Regions from separate parts of the Homo sapiens genome. Here region 2 is linked to region 1. A link is a contact called in ENCODE Hi-C or POLR2A ChIA-PET data. All regions are on one chromosome and are shown on one strand. The core of a region is the stretch at or near the end of the contact, and the rest is flanking DNA. Distances in the headings are between cores, read along the strand shown.

What was found. A loop is a pair of places that touch in the nucleus more often than their neighbours do. ChIA-PET counts read pairs that join two places held with the same protein, here RNA polymerase II (POLR2A).
Region 2: a loop to region 1 is called in a map of posterior cingulate gyrus, with 6 times the contacts of the local background. The contact joins two enhancer-like sites. A Hi-C loop is called at or near these places in 1 of 168 maps with a recorded cell type or tissue (posterior cingulate gyrus). POLR2A ChIA-PET finds 5 or more read pairs at or near these places in 1 of 52 experiments (Caco-2).

Annotation. Positions count from the first base shown.
Region 1 is chr1:226,524,869-226,528,846 of GRCh38, reverse strand. No RefSeq gene overlaps it. Among named protein-coding and RNA genes, the nearest start is that of STUM, 22 kb to the left of the region's middle. Within about 2 kb of position 1,911, at least 14 of the 41 ENCODE cell types and tissues checked have a DNase peak (open chromatin) inside an H3K27ac peak, as active enhancers do.
Region 2 is chr1:226,873,810-226,877,787 of GRCh38, reverse strand. It overlaps PSEN2 (presenilin 2), which reads right to left. Exons shown (of 13, transcript NM_000447.3): 3 at 2,238-2,423. Among named protein-coding and RNA genes, the nearest start is that of PSEN2, 5.2 kb to the right of the region's middle. Within about 2 kb of position 1,712, at least 6 of the 41 ENCODE cell types and tissues checked have a DNase peak (open chromatin) inside an H3K27ac peak, as active enhancers do.

The sequences.
Region 1 (3,978 bases), core at 662-3,161:
GGAGAAAATTTGTGTTAGGATAGGACAGAAAACTGAGTTGCTATGAGCAGGTCTGGACTGGAAGAGCTGTGCATGGTAGGGGCAGGTGGCAGGGGTCGCAGGGTGTGGGTCCTCACAAGTGAAGGAAGGGATTAGGGTACTGGGTCCTGAGGTCTCCAAAAGAGGAGTGTGGGAGACGCCCCCCAGGATTCCCGTCCCCTGGCTGTTCACACCCTGTATATCCCCCTCCCCTTGAGCTTAGGTGGGACCTGAGACTTGCTTCTAGCCAATGGACTATGGGAAAAATGAAGGGACTTTCAGAGGTAATTGAGGTCCCAGATTGGTTGATTTTGAGTTCATCTAAAGGGAGATTGTCCTGGGTGCGCCCGACTTAATCAGGCAGGCAGCCCTTAAAGAGAAGGGCCTCCTGAGGGCAGAGACTGTCAGTGATATTATAATACCATATTTTTACTGTACCTTTTCTATGTTTAAGTACAAAAATACCATACTGCCTCATCTCCTGAGGGCAGAAGAAATCAGTGGCCAGGCCTTTGTGGCAGGAAGCTGGCAGCCTAGGACCTGAGGGCAAGCCTCCAGTCAAAGCCAGTAAACAGGGGGACACTCCCCGACCCCATCCCTTGGTACAGTTGCAAGGAAGTGAATGCTGCCAACAGTCTGAGTGAATCTGGGAGTGGATTCTTCCCCAGGTGAGCCTCCAGAGGGGAATACAGCCCAGGGGACTCTGAGCAAGGGATGCAGTGAAGCCGTACAGTCTCTTGACCCAAAAACTGCCATAGAATAATGGGTGTCTTTTCAAGTTGCTAAACTTGTGGCAATCTCTTACAAAGCAATAGAAGACTAATATACGTGTTGAGGGGAGGGTGTCCTGGAACAGGAGGTGGGAGGTGCCGAAGACAGGCTCCAGTTATGGTACACTGGTCTGCTTCTCACTCCAGGAGGCACTGGTTTTGTCCAAAAGATTCCATCCTGACCACCTTGCTGGCCCCACTCTGTTTTTGTCTGGAGGTGGAAAGGGGTCGTGTTTTGGACCTGAAGCCCTAAGAATGCTTGCCTGAAGCTGAGATGGGAGGGTATCCTCCTTCAGCACACCACCAGGATGCCTCACCCTGAGGACGTGCCAGGCGCTCTGGAGCAAAAGGATCCGGGCTCCCAGGCTTGTCCAGAGAGGGTGCTGCCGGGAGTGTAGGGCGAGCTCCAAATCTAGGGGAGCTCTAGATCTTCCAGTCAGACCTGGAGCTGGACTGGTGCCCTCACATTCCCGCAGTGCCCCCAGGAGTGGTCGTCCCAGCGTCCCTGGCTCTGGCTCTGTCATCTGTGGGTGTCTTAGTGCCTTTAGATAGACTGGGGCCACCCCCAGGTAAGAAGGGCCAAGCCCCCTGAAACTGTACCCTGAGACCGCACCTCGGTGCAGGAGCTGACTCTGGCCCCGGCCCCAGCCCTGCCCCACCCTGAGCACCTCCACTGCCCTCCCTCAATAACAAAGGCCTGGAGGGCTGCCTCCCTACCCCCGTCCTCCACCGCTACGCAGGGTCCCCCCTGCAGCAGGGCACTTCGGCTGACTTAATGTCTCTCATGGATAAAATCGCTCTGAGTAGTTTTAAAGCTTTCAATTTTAGCCCTGGAAGCTTTTCCTTAAACAAAAATCTCACAAGAAAACTCAGTCTGCAAGAACGAAAGTGGAGCTGCTCTGATGGAGTGCAAGGTCAGTGGCTTCTCCCCAGACAGCCTCCCTTACCCTCCCCCGCCCCTGCCTCCTCTTTCCCTGGCAGCCCCTGAAGGGCTGTGTGGAGCTGAAGTACTTGTGGGAAGCGTGTTTGGACGGTGCTGACCAGGACCCAGTCACCTTTTCCTGTTTGTTTCCCTCACGGCTGGTTGGGCCAGGAAGTCCCGCCCTCTCAACCCCAGTGCAGCTGTCAATCAACGAGAGCACAAAGAATGTTCCCAATCCGCAGACAGAGTCCCTTCCACAGCTGGGATCTTCTCCACCTGGAGGACTACGTTCTTCGCCCCACCTTGCAAGTGGCTTGACATGAATTTGTTATCTGTGAGACAAATGTTCTTGGCCTGCCTAGGAGAGCTTTAAATAGACTCCGAGTTAAAAGAAAGCTTATCCATTATTTAGTCCAGCTCTTAGCTCGGGCAAGAATTCCTTACACATTCCCACCAAGAGGCAATCTAGATTCTCTCTGAATACTCCCCACAATGGGTGGCTCACTGTCTCACAAAGCAGGTGTCTCACTGTTAGGCAGCTCCTATTAAAATCCAAACCTGCTACCTTGCAGCCCTCATCCACTGGCTCTGCCTCTGGAGCTCAAAGAATAAGTCATGAAGTCGTGGAACTTATACTAAAAGGAATGCAGCTCACCCCAGGCTAGTCTTCTCCTCTCCTGTTCCATTCTCCTTAGAGGGCACTTGTGTAGATTATTATATTGGTGGTCAAGGAAACATGTCACTTAGTATTTGTGGACTGTGTATTCCCCTCTCTCATTGACTCTTGGATCATCCTCATGACTTGCTTTGGCCAATGGGATATTAGCAGGCATGAAGCCTTGGAAGCACTTGCAAATTTGGGCTTGCCCCCTTAGGAAGTTCCTCCTTGGAAGCCAGCTGCCATTGCTGAAGGAAGCTCAAGTTTGGCTACTGAATGGTGCAAGGCCATGTGGAGAGAGGCCCTGGAAAAGGGTAGTCCATTTTTTCCTTATTTTTTTATGTTTAATGTTTGTGGGTACATAGTAGGTGTGTATATCTATGGGGTACATGAGATGTTTTGATACCGGCATGCAATGTGGAATAATCACACCATGGAAAATGGGGTATGAGGAGAGGCCATTTTGGATGTTCCAATCACAGGCAAGCTCCCAGCTGAAGGCAACCACAGGAGTGACCTAAGCAATACACAAGGAACAGAAGGGCTGCGCTGCTAAGCTCAGCCAAACCACAGGATCTTGAGAAATAATAAATTGTTGTTTTAAGCAACTAAATTTTGGAATGGGTTGGTAAACAGTGATAGAGAATTGAAAACTACTGATAGAGTTTTTCTAGGAGCACATTTCTAGGATAATACGGCCAAAATTTTTCATCTCAGATCAGCCATTTACAAAGAGTATAGACAACCTGCCTAAGCCAAGAGATAGCAAACATCTTTACTGGAGATACCGGGAGCTCGGCCACTTAGAATTAAATCAGAAGGAGTCAGTCGGAGATGGGAAGGAGTTAGGAGCCTTTGGCTTGAGCAAGTCAGAGAGCCCCGTTTGAATGACAAATTATATGGAACAGCTTGGCTTTCCTCACAAAATAAAATTATGCTTCAGTTCAAATTTCTTGCCACTTATAAATTACTTTTTATTTTATTGCCCTACAGACCACGTCCAGATCCGTTTGGACGCTATGCTGTTTTTTATATTCCATTCTCCAAAGCTGTGAAGGTACAAATCATGGGCCATCCCAGGTGGTTTGGGGAAGAGATGTTTTTTCTTTCAAAAACAAGGTTTGGGTACATATTTGTGGTAATGACATAGAAATGAAAACATAGCAAGATCAATTGGAGTTTATAATAGCATTCTGCACAGGGAGAAATAGTGTGACATGCTCCTGGATGAGGCTGCCCCAGCCTTCTCCCAGCATTCACTCCATAAGCCTTTATTGAGCACCTACAGTCCCTGCCTTCCAGGCACTCATGTTCAAGGGAGGAGACTGACAGGTGGAGCAGCAGGAGCAATACAGTGTGATAAGGAGGAAGTCTGGGACAAGGAAAGTACCTACAAGAGGCCTGTCTCCTAAAAGAAGCTCTATCTAGGCTGAGAGCAAAAGGGTCAATAGAGCAAGTTGAACAAAGAGAAGGGACATTCATTGATTGCAGAGATTACTAGCTTCTACCCAATATCTATCTATCTCTTTTTCCTGATGATTAGAACATCATTTTATCCTGCTAGGCAATATTTCTAGCTAAAGGGCTACATTTCCCAGACTCCCTTGTAG
Region 2 (3,978 bases), core at 463-2,962, 350 kb before region 1:
TTCATACATGCGGCCTCCTCACCAGAAAACAAGTGTTCCCTTGAGCAGGCTGCTTCCCTCATTCCACTTTCAAAAATTCCTCCAAGGCCTCCCCTGAAGCTGTGCCCACAACAACGAGGACCAAGACTTCAAGAAAGCAGGGAAGGAGAGAGCTGTCATTAAGGAATAATCAGGGAAGAGCTAGTCTCAGCTGTCACAGCAAGGGCACCCTCTAATCACAACCCTCCTAGCCTGGTGGGGTGGGGGTGACAGGTGGGAGGCACCAACTTAGGAAATGCTGAATCCCTTAGGATCACTGTTTCTCAAAGGTGGCCCAGGCCACTGGGGGCTGGTGGAGATGGACCAGCACCTGCTGAGCCCTTAGCCGGCACTAAACATCCTGGAGCAAGGTGCTACTATTCTTCCCCATGGTACTGATGAGGAAACAGAGGCTCAAAAAGTAATTAGCTCAAGGTTACCCTTGGACCTAGGTAGTGTGTCTGGACTCTTCACCACTCTGCTAGGCTGCTTATTAACAATGCAGATCTCCAAGCTCCATCCTCACCCAGTGTCAGGGATCCGCATTCGGGATGGTTGGTCCCCGGGTGATTCTCAGCCAGTGTCAGACTTTTCCTGGCACTGTCTCTGCTTTATAATCACCCGAACAGGCTGGGGCCCTTTCTCAGCAAGGTGAGTGTCCCTCACCCACCCACCTTCACCCTCTCACTGCTTGGCACTACTTGATTGCCACATGAGAGAGTGAGACAATGAACACTTTCTCCTGAATACCTAGAGTCTGGTCAGAGAGCAACTAGGGAGGAGGAGGAGTGGAAAAATCTCAGACCAGCAGAGCGGCATGGGGAGAAGAGAGCTCTTGGGCTGAAAAAGGCCCAAAACAATGCCCACTGCGGAGGAGAGTGTGGAAAAACTGGGTCTCAGTCACTACCTGGACAAACTGCACTGGCCTTAACTGAAAGGAGTAAGAATCAACACTTTAAACACAGCATACCTTTCGATCCTGAAATGCTACTTCATGGAGACTGTGACAGGACCACCAAAAATCTTATTTCAAACATTTAATAACCTGAACAATGACACGCTGTTAAATTTAACCGAACATAAAACTTTACGAACCTGATCATCTGAATGTCCTTATAAAATGTATGTATATAAAAGATCGGAAATATTACAAAACATTAAAGATGATTATCTTTGCATGGTAGAACCAAGAGTGGTTTTTATTTTCTTGATATTTTTCTGCATTTCTCTAAGTCGCCATAATAAACACAGACTGTATCTGTAGGGTTTATTTTAGGCTATTAATTCTTTAAAGGAAAATAACGAGCATCAACATTTAGACAGATTTTCCTCTACATCTGCCCCTCCCAGATCCCCTCTCATTGGCCAGGAGGAGCAGATGGGACTCAAAGGCTGTAACTTTTTTCATTTGTCCCTCAGCCCCTCTGATTTACCTAGCTCCTGAAGGAAAACAGAGCATCTGGGATGGACTTCTGCTACCCTCTGAATTCCTGAGGGCCTGCTTTGCAAGCCACCTAAGTCTGCTCTGAAGCCTGCTGGTGCTCTGAAATCCTTGGAGGGAAAAATCACCACCCAAACGTGTGCAGATAAACAACACTGCTAGGTGTCTGTCCACATTAGAGTGCCGGTGACGCGATGAACTCTCCCCGGAGGCTGACTCACGGGCAGGTGGGGGTGGGGCTGGGTGATGTCAAGTCCCATCAGCCACTCAGCGACCAGCTTTCCCCGTCTCCCACCCCCTGCACCCCATTCTCTAGAGAAGTGGCAGGAAAATGCAGAGAGGCAGAAGGAAGTGTCCAACATAGACTACGTTCTGGAAAGCCTTCCAACAAGGAAGTGCTGAGGCTGATAGCTGCTTTGGATTAGGATGCAAAATCAAACATCCAAAGAAGCCACTGCACATTCCCATTAATCAGCTGAATGGGATCAAACTGCTGAATTAGCCAAACCAAGGGAGTCTGACCTAGAGAATCTCCCCAGCCGTGCTTGTGTCAGCAGTTCCTGCAATCATTATGGAAACCCAATGACCCAATTTCCTCGACCTTCTTTTCATTACAGAGAAATGTAAAGGCTTTGGCCTTAACATTTAAGGCCAATGGAACTAGGTAAGAAACAGATTTCAAAATGCCACAGCAAACTCCCATGGAAATCTGCCTCCACGGAGAAAATCCTAATGGAAAAAGAGGGTTCAAAAGCAGGTTGGGAGTCACTGCACTTACCACGAACACTTGGGGCCGCAGAGAGGTCTGAATCCCGGACACTTGGTTTCTTCTTCTCAGCAGGCTAAATGAATGATGCTCCCTGGCTTTCAAAGAGGGCAGCGCTGGTTTTTAACACGTCACTTTCTATGGTCACACAGCTCCCTCACATCACTCTCCTGACGTCTGAGAAGTCCCACGTCCTCGCTTAAAACAAGGAAGAGTTTGCTAAGGTCAGGTGATACCCAGACAATTGCCCACAGCTTCCCTGCTCACCTTCCTCCCCCTGGCCCTGGGTACCCGACTATGTATTTGGTCCAGCTGACCATCCATCTCAGCTCATATAGTAACACATACCACTTGGGGATGGTTCTCCCTGGCCTAAGCCAGAGCTGGGGCCTGAGTCTCAAAGGGAAGTGAGGTACTGCCCTACCACCCTCCCGGACCACAGGCCCCAGGGGCCCTCTGATGGGGCCTCCTGAATTTTGGGCCAGGCTCTAGACTTACCTCTAACAGCCCTGTCCCACTCAGAAGTGCCTGGGGCCCAGGCAGAGTTCTCTCATTTCCTGAAGCAGCCAGGGAAAAGGGTGGTTTGTGGGGAAGTGGGAGAGGGAGCCCCTAGCACGCCCCTCTGGAGTAGGCTCCAGAAACACATTTATTTTTAAACAAGCAGCAGCAAGTCAGCGGTCAAAAGCAGAGGCTTTGGAGACTGACAGGGTTCAGATCGCCTGCCTATGTGATTTGAACCACATACTCCCTGGCCAAGAGGCCTCAGACAGTCTAATCTGACACAGCTCATTTCCTCTGCTGTAAAAAGCAGAACAGGCATACCTTGCAAGATTATCGTAAAACCTAGAGATAACCTGTAAAGTGTCCAGCACACAGTAGATGTTCAATAAGTCGTAGTTATAAAGAAGATGAAATGGAGGAGGGACACAGTGAGAAAGGACACGGTAGCCTATGGATGTGCCTCTTGGAAAGTTACGGATCTGCTGAACCACCAGACACATGAACTGGCTTCAAAGGCCAGGCCCCAGAGATCAAGTTTCCATTCCCGGCCCAGCCCCAGGCACTATGGCCACGTAAACATATTATCAAATGAAAGGACATATCCATAGGACAATGTCAGAGCTGGCAAGGACCGTAAAGGCCATCAACGCCACCTAGTCAGCTCCCTGTATTATAATTAAGGACAACTGAAGCCTAGAGGGGCAAAAGTAATCAGTTAATGTCCCATGGCCAAAAGCCACAGTTACAACTCAAGTCTCCAAACTGCCCATCAAGGAGCTCTTCTCAGCCCAGTCAGCACTTGTGAGGGTCACGTACCCAGTGGCCAGGGTTTGGTCACACAGGCAGGCCCACCACACACTACACAGGCTTTCTGGGAGCACACTCACAAGACACATGCCTTCACCACGGGCAGGTATGTGTCAAGAAATGCTCCCTAATCACTCACTCACCAGCTCATCTGTCACCTCAAAACTCTCAAGTCTCTCTCCTGCCCCCAGGGCTCACTCTGCTCTCCCTCTGCTACTTGCCCAGGTAGGTTTGGCTCCATGGTGGGGAGTGCCCACATATGGGCATGGGGAGGACAGAGGGCACTGCTTCTCTGGGGCAAAAGGGAGGGTGGGAAAGTGTCCTGCTGTGGGACTGGTAGGATAAATAATTCAAATGCTCTACACAGCCATCAAATCTGCTTTTCCATGAGTACTCAATAAAAGGAAAATTCTGAAGGCATAACAGAAAAAACAGGATACACAAA